2 separate regions of the Homo sapiens genome follow, and region 2 is linked to region 1. Evidence: chromatin contacts called from ENCODE Hi-C or POLR2A ChIA-PET data. All regions are on one chromosome and are shown on one strand. Each heading gives the region's core, a stretch centred on a gene start or an enhancer-like site at or near the end of the contact. The rest is flanking DNA. Distances are from core to core; before and after follow the strand shown.

Region 1 (6,499 bases), core at 3,576-6,075:
CATGTTAACTCAGAAGCTCTGGTCCGTGGTAGAGAGGACCAGGTAGGAACGGAAGCTTGGGAAAGGGTCTATGGTAGAACTGGGAAGCAGGGGGAACGCATTTTAGAAGGCACCATCATGGAGGCTGGAACAGAGGCTCCACAGAAGTTGGAAAGTAGAATGAAAGAGGGAATCAACAGAGGATGAACAGTGGATGATGCAAGTGGTTGGAAATGAGATTAGAACAGTAAACTATGGTCAGCGTGTAATTTTTATGCAAAGAGTCTGGGCATTTTTGTAGGTCACTGGGAGCCACTGAAGGTTTTCAGAGAAGTACAAACATATGATTGCAATTTCAGCCACAGGAAACTTTCCTGTTCACTTTTTTTTTCTAATCATGTATTTTTTGCTCCTTCAACTAACTGTGATATTTCAGACCCTGTTTCCTTCACTATTCATACTCAAAGAGCTTTTCTACGTAATGGAACTTAGATAAGCAACCAAATTCTAGTGCAGTCCCAAGGCCTCACTTGCACTGACTTTAATCCTGAAAATATTCAAGGGCGTTAAATACTTGGCTCCTTCACCACTCTTGAAGTAGCCCAGGCAAAGCAATGGGTAAATGGCCATCTTCACATTGGTTTAGAAGAATTGTCTTGGGTCACACATAAAATACAGTAACACTAATGACAGTTGATGAGCTAAAAAAATATATTGCAAAAAAAAATCTCATAATGTTTTAAGAAAGTTTACGAATTTGTGTTGGGCTGCATTCAAAGCCATCCTGGGCCACATGACGCCCATGGGCCATGGGTTGGACAAGCCTGGTTTAGATCTTTAGATTTTTGTAAAGACCCACTGCCCTGAGGTGGGGTGGGGCGGGGGACGTGGGCAGGACAGGGTAGAAGCCCTGATTTGTAGCATTTGCCCACTCCTATGGTGTAAATACTTCCATCATGGCTGATATCAAGCTACCAATGTGAAGACACAGTGAGCTCTGGTGAGCAGGTAAAAACCAGCTCCAGAACACCACTGCATGAATATTTATTGTGCAACTACTCTTTGCAAAACACAGAGTTAGCAATGATGAAGAAATACAAAAATTAATCATCCATAGTTTTCAAGACCCCAACCTTACAACTGAAAGCAACTAGATCACAATGCAGGGCGGGGTAAGGGCCTTAGAGGCCATACAATAAATGTTGCTTTGGGAAATTCTGAGGCAAGAAAAAGCACTTCTGTCTGAAGGGATCAGAAAAGGTTTCGCCTTCACTGGCATTAGAGTTGAGGAGCGCAGGTTCCAAATCTCTGTGGAAGGACTTAAGTAAGTCAACTAACTCTTACTTACTTTTAAGATGACTGAGCTGGATTAAATGACCGCCAAGGTCGCTCCAACTCTAAAATTATATGCTTCCATAATAATTAATTCTACATTTACGTAAAATTGGAAATGTGCCCAAGGGTTTCTACAGGATGGCCCCATTAAAATAAGCACATTAAAATAGCAATCAAGGTGAAACATTGATTTCTGCCCTCATGAGAAAATTCTTTCTTCACTCTCCACATAATTACTGAACATAAAATTTAATAGACCACAACTAATTATTAACATCTTTATTACTAATTGCACCTTCATTCTTAGCTGATATGGAATTAAACCACGCCACAGTGTTTATTTTGCATTTAGGTCTTTCTCAATTAATCTTGGCAACACTTGGGACTCTGTTAACGATGGGGGTTTTAAGAGATGCAATTAAGAAGTTAGTCATATATATGTATATATGTGTGTGTGTGTGTGTGTGTGTGTGTGTGTGTGTGTGTGTATACACATATATATAAAACTTGGATATAATTTGCCTTTTTCTTTCTTGTGGCAGGCCAGGTAAAATGAATGACATCATGCAAAGGCAAAGGAAAGAATTTCTGCGTATGTGTGTTTTTTTAAGATCTGAAAGTCTACCAAAAAATTTTAGCCTCAAAGTAAGTACTGAATGGAGACCCTAGCTGAAGGTAACAGAGAAATGGACATGTGGAATAGCACTTCTCAAACTTGAGTGTTCACAGGCATCACCTGGGATCTTGTTAAGTTGCAAATTCTGGATCTAGGACATCTAGGGTGCAGCCTGAGAGTCTGCATTTCCAACAAGCTCCTGGGAGATGCCAATGCTGCTGGTCCACAGACCCACAGCTTTGATAATCAGTCATAGAATAAAATAGAAATTCCAAACAAAAGGGTGAAAATTCAACACTGCAAATTACCATTTTTAATGAAGGAAAAATGGCAATGAAATTCAAACCAAAAACCTCTGAGTTTGAGGCAGATACAAAAGATCTGCTGGCCCGGGACAGGCTGCCCTGCTGGAGCTCACTCAGCACTGATGAACCAAAACTGACTTGAGCTTCCTCTTGGGGAGCAGAAGAAGAACCTGCTGTTGGCTGATGACTTGTGTAAACATCTTCCCAAAGGCCTGAGGGGGTAAAATATACAAGCACCAATGTATATTTTTGTATTCATATTGCCTTGTGGGAAGCTCTGCCTAAATTGGAGAACCATTCAAAACCCAATGACAGAGCAACAGCATTGGAAAGGTGACGAAATGAATGCAAATGACCAGTTAATTCTAAAAGACCAAAGAGCATGAGCTACCAAATTGGGTGTGTTTATGAGAGATCTGATTTCTAGGTATTTGACTCAGAACATTTGGACAAGTGGCAGATTCATTCTGGCTTGGCCAGGAGAACGTTTGTTTTCCTTACAGCTGGTCAGAGCTAATAATCCTGACGGGTCTGAATGGCCTCTTCTCCAACAGGACAGAGTCCATCTGGCCGCTTGCAGGGGGGCCTCCACGGAACTGGGGAGATTTATGCAGAGCTATGATAAGTACAGATGTGGCGAGGCGATCTGTGTGGCCAGTAAACTCCTTCAGGAGAATCATGTGGTAGGCGCCCAGGGGAGCTGTTGAGTAGTTCGGCTTAGTCTCCCCAGAACCCATCTCTGGGATTTTACTTTAGGTGCTCCACTTGTCAAAGCACTGGCTAATTTCTGAAAGTTATGTCTTGAGAAAGAAATGGAAAAGGCACAGTTTGCAGATCAGAGATGTGGGAGTCAGTGTAGGCTAGTGGTTCACGACATGGACCCTGAGGCCAGCTTTCTGGGGTTTGAATCCCAGCTCTGCTACTTGCTAGTTTGGAAACTTTGGGTAAGTTACCCAATCTTTGTATGCCTCAGTTTCTTCAAACAGGACCAGGATTAAGATGAGGCCAGTGAAGCAACTAGGATGCAATATTTAAGGAGATAACAGTCAGGGTCGTGGAAGTGCTGGTAGGAACCTGAGAGTAATGTCTTCTTAAATGTTGCACCCTAAGAACCTCCCTAGCTGCACTCCAAGCCCAGTTCTGGCCTTGTATTCATTTACAAATAAACACAATAATAGTACCTTTGTTATAGATAGTTACAAAGATTAAATGACTTAAGAGCAAATGACCTAATGCTTCACACAGAGTATGCATCATACAAGTATTTGCCTTTATGTAAGAAAAGCTCTAGTTTGGCTATTTAATAGCTCTACCAACTTTGGCAAATAATGCACCTTCAGTTTTCTTAGCTGTAAAATGAGAGCATGACCATTTCATGTTCACTAGGATGGCTATACTCAAAAAAGACAGATAATAGTGTGTTGGGAAAGATAAATTGGTAACCTCATACATTCCTAGTGGGTAGGTAAAATGGTGTAGTCACTTTGGAAAACTATCTCGGAGCTCCTCAAAAGACTAAATGTAGTGTTACCACAAGACCTAGCAATTGCAGTCCTAGGTATATGCCCAAGAGAAATGAAAACATACATTTGTATATAAACTTATACATGAATGTTCATAGCTACATTATTCATAATAGCCAAAAATGCAGAAACAACCCAAATGCCTATCAACTGATGTAGAGAGAAATAAAACATTGGTATACCCACAGAGTGGATTATTATTCAGCCATAAGTGCTGATATATACTGTAACATAGATAAACCTACAAAATATTCTAAGTGAAAGAAGTGAAAGAAGCCAGACACATATGATTCCATTTCTATAGAATGTCTAGAATAGGCAAATCCATAGAGACAGAGAGTGGTTTCCAGGGATTGGGGAGAGAGGGGAAAAGAGAGTGACTGCTAAAGGGATGGAGTGTCTTTTTAGGATGATGGAACTGTTCTGCAATTAGATAGTCGTGATAGTCACACAACCTTGTAAATATACCAAAAACTATTGAGTTACATAGTATTTTTAAATGGTGATTTTTACGGTATGTAAGTTATATCTCAATAAAGTTTTTTTTAAGAAAGCATGTTTACTTACAAGGATGTTGTAAAGTCAAATTGAACTTACTGATAGAAATGCATTTTTTAAATCTGAAAGCAATTTTTAATGATTTGTTTCAACAATATTTAACAAACCTTTATTGAGCAACTTCTATGAGTGCCTATTGAGCATCATGTGTGATTTTTTTTTCCACTTGTTCACATTTCCAGCCCTGACAACGTAAGTACATGGAACACCCCCACCCCGCCCCCACACCACCATAAAGTAGGGCTCTATGAGAAGAACATGACAGTGCACAGTAAGGGTTCTAAGTCCAGGTTCCAGGCCCAGTTCATCCAACGGGCGTCTGGGAAAATTGCTGTTGCTATAATAGTTGTTGAGATAATGGCTGCAAACAGCATGTTTTCCTTACAACAGGCTGGCTGCCATCCAGGGCTGGTTATGTGTGATCTTCCACAGCTCTACAAAGATAATGCTAAGCAGTCAGCATGACTCAAGCAAAGTCACTCCATCCAGTCTCCCTCCCTACACACTCACCCTGGAAATGTGTCATCTGCAATCATCACCTGGAACTGACAACTCCCGCCTTTCTGTTTCCTGCCAAGATCCCTCTCCCGAGCATCAACCCCATGTGCCTAGCTAACCTCCAGACTAGAGCCTGAAAAGTGCACATAAGTCACCCGGGGGTCTCACTAAAATCCAGCTTCTGCTTCAGCGGGTCTAGCACAGGCCTCTGCTTCATTTGTAACAAGCTCCCAGATGAAGCTGATGTGGTGGGTCCTGGGACTGCACTTTGATAGCTCCACGTGTCACTTCGAAGTCAACACACTCAAGTCCGGATTGACCATCTTTCCTCCACAAAACTGATGCCCCTCTAGCTCTTCCCATATTCTCTATCTCAGTAGTCCTTAAACTTGAACAAGCATCAGACTCACCTAGAAGACTTGTTACAAAAGACTGTGAAGCCCCACCTGCAAAAACTCCGATTCCATTGGTCTAGGGCACGGCCTGAGAATCTGCATTTTTAACAAGTTCTCAGATGATGATGATGCTCTTGGTCTGTGGGCCACAGTGAGAACCACTGTTCTGTCTTACTCCCAAGTACCACCATCCCCTGAAGACGGCTGGCTCTTCCACCCACCCCTTCTCTCTGCATTCCACCCAAACTCCTTGGCTTACCCACTCAACCTACACAGCCTGGCTCCTGCTGCATCTCTTGTCAGCCCTGGCCCTGCATGGACCACCCACACCACTTGTACCTCCTCAGTAGGCCAAGGGACTTTATTCTCCATGTTTTGACCTATGCTGTTTCCTCCTCCTCAGCTGCTTTCTCCAGCATCGTTTCCCAAAATAATGACCTAGTCACCCTTCAGGATTCAACGGAAGCATTTTGGTGTCAATGAAGTTTTTCCTGGTCCAAACCGCCCTCCAACCCTCTCCTTCAAAGAACTGATGCCCTTCTCTTTTGTCCTTCCACTGGGCCTCATGTAGCTGTCACAGCACAATCTTCTATTATGCTTATTGTTTGCACACCTGCCTTAGTTGACCAGGCTGCAGGCTCCTTCAGGGCAGGGACTATGCCTTATTTCTTATATCCCTATAGCCTACTACAATGACTAGCACATAATAGGTGCTCAGTTAATTGACCCTAGAAAAGCTGAAATAACAAACGAATGGCTCAAACCACTATTGCCAAAGGGAGAAAAATCTCCCCTCATCATTATTGTGCCTGTTTAATTTCTGTTATATGAATTATTATATCTTATTAAAAGACTGTTAAACTATTATGGCCCTGAGGACAAAGCCACCTCCTTCTATGTAGGAACAGAAGTCTCATCTATTGTGTGAGAGCATTTCTGGTATCAAACACCTAGAGAAGAGACAGGTCCTCAGAATGGAGAGGGACCCAGCAGGGGCTAAGACTCAGCCTTTATTTTCAAAAGGAGTGAAGAATTAAGAGCTCAAGAGCTGTCAGAGCTGGAAAGCCACCCAGGCAAAGCTGTCAGCAGCCTGCAGCTATAGGGGGGCTTCCTACCTCCTCTCAGTTTCCAGGACAGAGGGGAGTGGGCAGAGTGAGAGCCCCGCCCTCCGGAGCCAGGCTGTTTTGTGTTTCTTAGGCTCTCCGTGTTTATTTCCATCTTGTTTTCCCTTAGAGCTCAGGCAAGTTCCTTTGAGGGGCCCTGCCTCTCTCAGCTGTGCTAACATGAACC
Region 2 (6,979 bases), core at 319-2,818, 57 kb before region 1:
AATGTGATAACACATAAAAACCTGTGATAAAATTTTATGTCCATGAAGCCAGGGACACAAAGCCTTGGCCAGTGTGGAGGATAATGCAGGACAGGTGCTGCGCAGAGTTATGCACGCTGCTTGGCCAACTCCCTCAGCCCTGCTCTGCGTACTGATTCTCTGATCCAAAGACAAACACCCAGAGAGACTTGGCAGGAAGGTGCGTCTTGCCCGAGAGGCACAGACTAATAGAGACAACAGGCCTTAGGGAGGCTTCAGAGGTCATCCGGTCTTAGTGGGCCGAAACACATATCCACGAACCAGATGTATCTGAATTACCTGGGGAGCTCATAAAATGCAGATTCCTGGGCCCCATGCCAGACCTCAGGTGGGTAGGGCACAGAAATGACAATTTTTAAAAAGCTCTCCAGAGGGTAACCCTTATCTATTGTTGATGGGAATGTAAAATGGTACAGACACTTTGGGAAACAGTTTGGCTATTTCCTGAAAAGTTACACATAAGAGTTACCATTTGACCCAGTAATTCCACTTCTAGGTATATACGCAAGAGAAATGAAAACATACGCCCTCACAAAAATGTGTCCATGAATGTTCTAAGCAGCATCATTCATGACTCATCAACTGGATCAAATATCCATCAACTGATAAGTAGATAAATAACATGTGACATATCATACAATTGCCATATTATTGAGCAATAGAAAGGAATAGGCTATCAATACATGCTACAGTATTAATGAACCTCAAGTATGTTATATTAAGTAACAGAAGCCAGATGCAAGAGACCACACAGTGCATGATTCTATTTATGTGAAACATCCAGAAAAGGTAAATCTACAGGGGCAGAAAGTACATAGCTTACTTGTTGCCTAGGGCAGGGAGTGGGAGTGGATGGGGATATTACTGACATGATAAAAATGTTCTAATACTGATTTATGCTGATAGTTGCACAACTTGGTAAACTTACTAAAACTCATTGATTGTAAAATGTGACTCAATAGAGCTGGCTTTTTTTTTTTAAAGAAAATGTCCCCAGGTGATTCTGACGTTCCAGCAGATTTGAGAACCACTGAATTCCAATATACTTACTGTGCAATGAGGAACCTGAAACCCAGAGAGGGAAATGATTCACCCAGAGTCACAAAGTGAGTTCATACAGAGCCAGATTGCCTCTGATCTGTGTCTCCACAAAAGGAAATGGAACGCTAGGAGATGACCTGATGAAATTAACCAAAGGGGACTGCCAATCTCAATGAGTCAGTCCCCATTAAACCCTTTTCCCCCTTAACTCGCAGGAAGCTGGTTTGTTTTGCCTGACTGAACCAGGAAAGGGGCTCAGGAAGCAGCTGTAGGCCAGTGAAAGGACTACAGGCTTGGAGTCAGAAGGCCTGGGTTCAAACTTGGCCTTGAGAGTTCATCGTGATCCTGGGCCAGTCACTTCACTTCCTAGGGACTCATCTGGTTCATCCATCTGTAAACAAAGCCGATCATATCACCCTCCCAGGATCACTGCAGGACCAGTAAGGAAGATATTGAGTAATCCAGGTAGGAGATGATTTCCTTCCTGCCTAATCTGAAACCACAGATGTCCAGCCCAATCTGTTTATCTTAAGGCTACAACCAGAGCATCCCTTCCAGCCTGCAGGGCACTCACATTCCCTGACGCAAGCGCCACTCACCCACCCCAATCTTGGACCCAGTCCCAGCTTGATCCCAGTTCCCAGGTGCCATAAAACTCTGGAAAGGTGGAAACAAGACTGTATTTTTTTTTTTTTTTTTTACAGCTGTGAGAACTGCAGACTGAGAACAATAAGTATTTTTAAAATAACAACCTTCCGAGTGACCACCGACGCATCAAATACTGGATTGGGCGTGGTGTTATTATAAGACCAAGAGAATGTAAAACATCCTGTAACATATCTTAGTAGAAGATCTTTGCCAAGGGAAAGAAATCTGTCTTCTATCTAAGAGGAATGTTTGGTAATCGTTTGGGCCTTGGATAAACTCAGGCCATACGTCTTGGGCCAGGCATTTACATTATGGACTAATCATAGAGCCCTGCAGTGAATATAGACATTGTGGAGTAAGAGTAGGTTACCGAGATGGTCATGGCAGCTTTGACACTCACAGAGACATGCAGCCTGTGTCCGGATGGGGAACATTCAGGCCAAGACCCTTTCTTAAAAGGAAAAATGTGAACGCTGGTATCCCCTGAACGGACCCCATCTAAGTGGATCCTGAACTCCCAGCCTGTGCCATCAGATAAGAATGTCAACATGGCAGAGGGCGAAGGTAAGAAGGGACCCGTCCAACTCAGCCTGCTTGGGTCACATTTTGTTTGCTTTATCAGGTCCAAGAGAAATCTGACTTCTTTGAGGGACCTGTGGGTGTCATTCACAGGGACTCCTGGTAACTGAGCTAGACAGTGAAAAACAGGCATTCTCTGTAAAAGGGCACTTGGGACTGACAAGAAGACAGAAGAAACAGAAGCTCGCCACTCATGACAGCAGCACAGGCGTAGGCTTGGAGAAAGAAAGATGAACTTGAGAGCCTTTGGTTCAGAGAGGTGTTACAGACTTGCTGAAAATGTAACTCCAAGCAGCAGCAGAAGATAAATGAGAACAGAAGGAGCTAGAAGGGAAATGGACTAAAGCAGGAAAAATACAAAGAAAAGCAAAGGCTAGGAGATCAAACATCTAAAACAATACTAGCAAACACATAGCACATGTACTGCAAGTGCCCTGCCCCAGGATTCACGGTGGTCTCACACCCTTCAGGGACCCCCCAGGCAGCCACTGGGAGGGACTGTTTCATGTGCACCTCCCAGGCCTGAAGCAAAAGCCTAGACTTTCCACTTCCAGTTAAACATGGAAGAGTGACCATCTTACACCTCCTCTCCCTTCCAAAACCCTACTAAATTTCCTACTGTTAGGGAATTTTAAAACGTTTTAACCTATGAGGACAAAGCAAAAAGAGAGGAGATATCCACAAATAAAGATTTCAGCAAACTTGGAGAAAAGTAGAGGAAAGCGTTGTAATTGAGTGTAAGTTGCAAACATTCATATCCACTGTGGAGGAAACTTGAGAACAAAGCCATCTGGACTGACAGACACCCCAGTAGCCCAGCCCTCGGAGGCACAGGAACCATGAAAGATGAGGCTCTGGTTCATGATGGAAAACTGAGCTACTAAGCCCATGTTATGCAGCCAGGCTACTACGTAACCCCCATGCTCCTCCCCAAGCAGGGGAGAGGTTTACTCTTCAGAGAAACTGAGAAGGGGCTGCAGACCCAGGAAACAGGCACCATGGAGAACAGAGCTCAGGGCAAGGGGCACCCAGAACACCAACCACACGTCCACCTCCACAGGCAGGAGATTCAAGGGTTCTTCTCTGGAGAAAACCAACCACCTGAGAGGAAAACCATCTACATAATGACAGTTGTGTGCAGGGTTCCAACAAAAAAAGATAGCTCAAAATCTGTTCTCCTAAAGAAAAGCTCATCAACCAACTACCCCACCTATGCATGCTGAGCTGCACGGCACAGGGCATCTGCAGCACATGCACGTAGAACTTTCGACCTGTCCAATATGGATATACTCTAAAAGCTGACAGCCATCTGGGGAAAGCCCCTGACAAGAAAGGCAGGGTTAACACAAACACAAAAAGAACTTGGAGGTGAGGGGATAGGCAGGGAAAATAAAAAGAACTTCAAAAGTCCTGTTATATTTGGCCAGGTGCGGTGGCTCATGCCCGTAATCCCAGCACTTTGGGAGGCCAAGATGGGCGGATCACAAGGTCAGGAGATCAAGACCATCCTGGCTAACACAGTGAAACCCTGTCTCTACTAAAAATACAAAAAATCAGCCGGGCGTGGTGGTGGGTGCCTGTAGTCCCAGCTACTCGGGAGGCTGAGGCAGGAGAATGGTGTGAACCCGGGAGGCGGAGCTTGCAGTGAGCTGAGATCGCACCACTGTGCTCCAGCCTGGGCGACAGAGCAAGACTCCGTCTCAAAAAAAAAAAAAAAAAAATCCTGTTATATTCTTAAAGAATGTTAATTAAAGTATGTTAAGATAGTGCATCCATGAAACAAGAACAGAATGCTATGTGAAGGAAATAATCAGAAACTAGAAAGGTCTTAGAAATTACATGGTCATAAAAATTAAAGAATTCAACAGAGAATTTAGAAGACAGTCGAGCAAATACCACAGAAAGGAGAACCAAAAATAAAAACAGAAAATAGGAAAGACAAGGAAATTTGAGATGCTGTCCAAAACAGCATTCCAGAAATAAAGAACAGAGAATATACAAAGAAGGAAAGTATCAAAGAAATATTGGAAGAAACTACACAAGCATGAGTTTCTACCTTGAAAGGGTTCATCAAAAGGGATGCATAGGAGACAATGGATATTCAAAGGCCCTCCCCGAGATACCTCATCACAACGTACCGGAATGCCAGAAATCAACCGAAGACCTGAAAAGCATCCAGAGGCAAAATTCAATCACACACAAAACAAAGAGCATCAGGATGGCATTGGTCTTACCACAAGCAGAATGCTGGAAGACAATGGTGGAATACCTTCAGAACTCTAAGAAACAAATGATTTCCAACACTGATTTCCAAAACTGGTTTAATTATGTCAAGTCTAGGGTGCAATCAACACATTTTAGATATGCAGAAGCTAAAACAATACTTCCCTCGCACCCTTTCTTGAGAAGCTATTAGAGGATGTGCTTTCAGTAACCAAGAAAGCAGGATGTGGTAGACAGGGGCCACCACAATAGAGGATGCTAGCTATGCTCCCAGCCTAGAACACAACTAGTCCAGACTGGAGTAGGAGGGTGGAAGACTAAGGGTAGGAGGCCTCCAAGAAAAAGCAAAATGCAAATGGTAGGTTATGTGTTTGAGTACTCAGAAAAATGGATAGATGTCAGAAAGATATTGCAGTGATTAATTTTATGTGTCAACTTCACTGGGTCATAGGGTGCCCAGATATTTGGTCAAGCATTATTCTGGTAATAATATGTGTGTCTTTGAGGGTGTTTCTGGACAAGATTAACATTGGAATCAGTAGACTGAATAAAGCAGACGGCCCTCCTCAAGGTGGGTGGGCATCATCCAATCAGCTTAAGGCCAGAATAGAACAAAAAGGCTGACCCTCCCTCAAGTAAGAGGGAACTCCTCCTGCCTGATTGCTTGTGTTGGAATTTGTCTCTTCCTGCCTTCAGACTTGAACTGAATTATTGGCTGGGTCTCAAGACTTCAGGCTTTCAGACTGGAACACAACATCGACTCTCCTGGGTCTCCAACTTGCCAAATGTAGATCTTGGGACTTCTCAGCCTCCCTAACTATGTGAGCCTGTTCCTTATAATGAACCTATTTCTATATATGCATACTATTGGTTTTGTTTCTCTGGAGAACCCTGACTAATACAGATATATAGAAATGTTTAGAAAGTGATATATGTGATAACATATGAAAGAACTGTAGTGAACTATTTTTTCCATAGTCATAATGTAAACAATAACTATTTAAAAGTTCAGTTGTAACTACATGGGGGTGATTAGGGTGCCAAAGTGAAGCTGGGGGAGTGGTTGATATAGGAGTGCTCAATCCAGTTACCTTACAAGAAGTCAAGAAGGAATATCCTAACTGGATAATTCACATTGTCTAGAAAAATTAAGGTAAATGCCAGAAGACACTTGCCTCTGGGGAGTGGGATGGAATTTGGGGGAATATGTTTTTCATTATAAGTCTTTTTGGGCTATTTGACTTTTAAATTATATGCATGTGTCTATAAATAAAAGTTAACAAAAAAAAAAAAAAAAAGGAAAAAAGGAAACCAGGTTTCCAGACATCAATTACAATGTGACTATACATGTTAAAAATAAGTTGATTATAGTTGGCAGTAGGGACAAACCTATTAGCCACCTTTAGCATGTGATGACAAGGTTACTTATTTGTAGCCAGCAGCTTTTTATCCAGTTGAGTGTCTTATGGGTTATAAGCAAACTACAAAGGTAACTAATTTATGTATTATGACCAAAATACTTTTTAAATTAAGCACAAGTGAATGATGTATCTCTGCACTTCTTAGTAATCAAAGCCTGAAATAAATTTAATTACAATGCATTTAGTTTCCTCTTGGCAGCAAATAACTTTTACAAGTGTTGAATGTCATTGTAAACAACAGTTTTTAAAAGCAATGCAAGCAATCCGTTGATAGATGTGGAGATCCCAAAGAGACACTAACAGGACAAACAGAGGGGAAAAAAAAAATCTAAATGACATACAAATGAAAGCCTGGGACTTCGCATAAAATTTCAAGGATTTTAAAAGTGCTCTCTTGGTCTGTTGCAAATAGAACCCACCCTAGCTGGTTCCAGGGGAAAATATATTTAAAGGACATCAGGCAGCTCGCAGAACCTCCAGGAGAGCCAGCTTTGAAGCTACTTAGCCAGGAACAGAGGACCTGCTGTGCCAGCACCAGGCCTAAGGCTACAGACATGTCTCATACACTGTTGCCCATGGTCACCAGCACTATGTAGTAACAAGACACAGTAGGGGAGACTAAGGCAGCTGGATCCCAAGCAAAACTTCCAATACACTTCTCCCGATTCCATCTACTGCTGGAAATAAAGAACTGTGAAATGTTCTTTGGGGGCAATGTGTATCTACTCTGGGGAAGGGTAGGTGAGGAGGTATCAGCACACGTGGATACTCCCCCCATGCCCGGGCACCATCATCTCATTCTGGATTGTCAGGGAGGGATCATCCAGCTAGGAAAATGGAAAAGTGAATCCCAGTTACTTCTCCCTTGTCAGAAGGAAGCTAGCAGCAAGCAGGAGATGAAATGGCAAGAGAAGCCAGGGTATTTATTTTGACTTTTCCTATTCTTCCCTTGTTCCTGGCAAGTCATAAAGGAAAGGAATAAGCCCTAGATGAGGGTTGAGAAGGCATCAGGTGAGGCTAGGAAGGCA

The links. A loop is a pair of places that touch in the nucleus more often than their neighbours do. ChIA-PET counts read pairs that join two places held with the same protein, here RNA polymerase II (POLR2A). Pooled maps may share reads with other maps.
Region 2: a loop to region 1 is called in a map of endothelial cell of umbilical vein, with 9 times the contacts of the local background. The contact joins two enhancer-like sites. A Hi-C loop is called at or near these places in 5 of 168 maps with a recorded cell type or tissue (GM12878, MCF 10A, PC-3 and 2 more) and 2 of 50 pooled maps. POLR2A ChIA-PET finds 5 or more read pairs at or near these places in 5 of 52 experiments (A549, AG04449, AG04450 and 2 more).

What each region holds. Positions count from the first base shown.
Region 1 is chr15:71,236,102-71,242,600 of GRCh38, reverse strand. All of the region lies in intron 4 of THSD4 (thrombospondin type 1 domain containing 4), which reads right to left. Among named protein-coding and RNA genes, the nearest start is that of THSD4-AS1, 50 kb to the right of the region's middle. Within about 2 kb of position 4,825, at least 8 of the 41 ENCODE cell types and tissues checked have a DNase peak (open chromatin) inside an H3K27ac peak, as active enhancers do; they include PC-3 and endothelial cell of umbilical vein, where a contact is called at or near this core.
Region 2 is chr15:71,289,725-71,296,703 of GRCh38, reverse strand. All of the region lies in intron 6 of THSD4 (thrombospondin type 1 domain containing 4), which reads right to left. LOC124903520 (a long non-coding RNA gene) reads left to right here. Exons shown (of 2, transcript XR_007064700.1): 1 at 1-1,545; 2 at 1,785-6,131. It overlaps LOC124903521 (a long non-coding RNA gene), which reads right to left. Exons shown (of 2, transcript XR_007064701.1): 2 at 4,901-6,979. Among named protein-coding and RNA genes, the nearest start is that of THSD4-AS1, 100 kb to the right of the region's middle. RefSeq lists a silencer at 1,100-1,394 and an enhancer at 644-1,843. Within about 2 kb of position 1,568, at least 17 of the 41 ENCODE cell types and tissues checked have a DNase peak (open chromatin) inside an H3K27ac peak, as active enhancers do; they include PC-3 and endothelial cell of umbilical vein, where a contact is called at or near this core.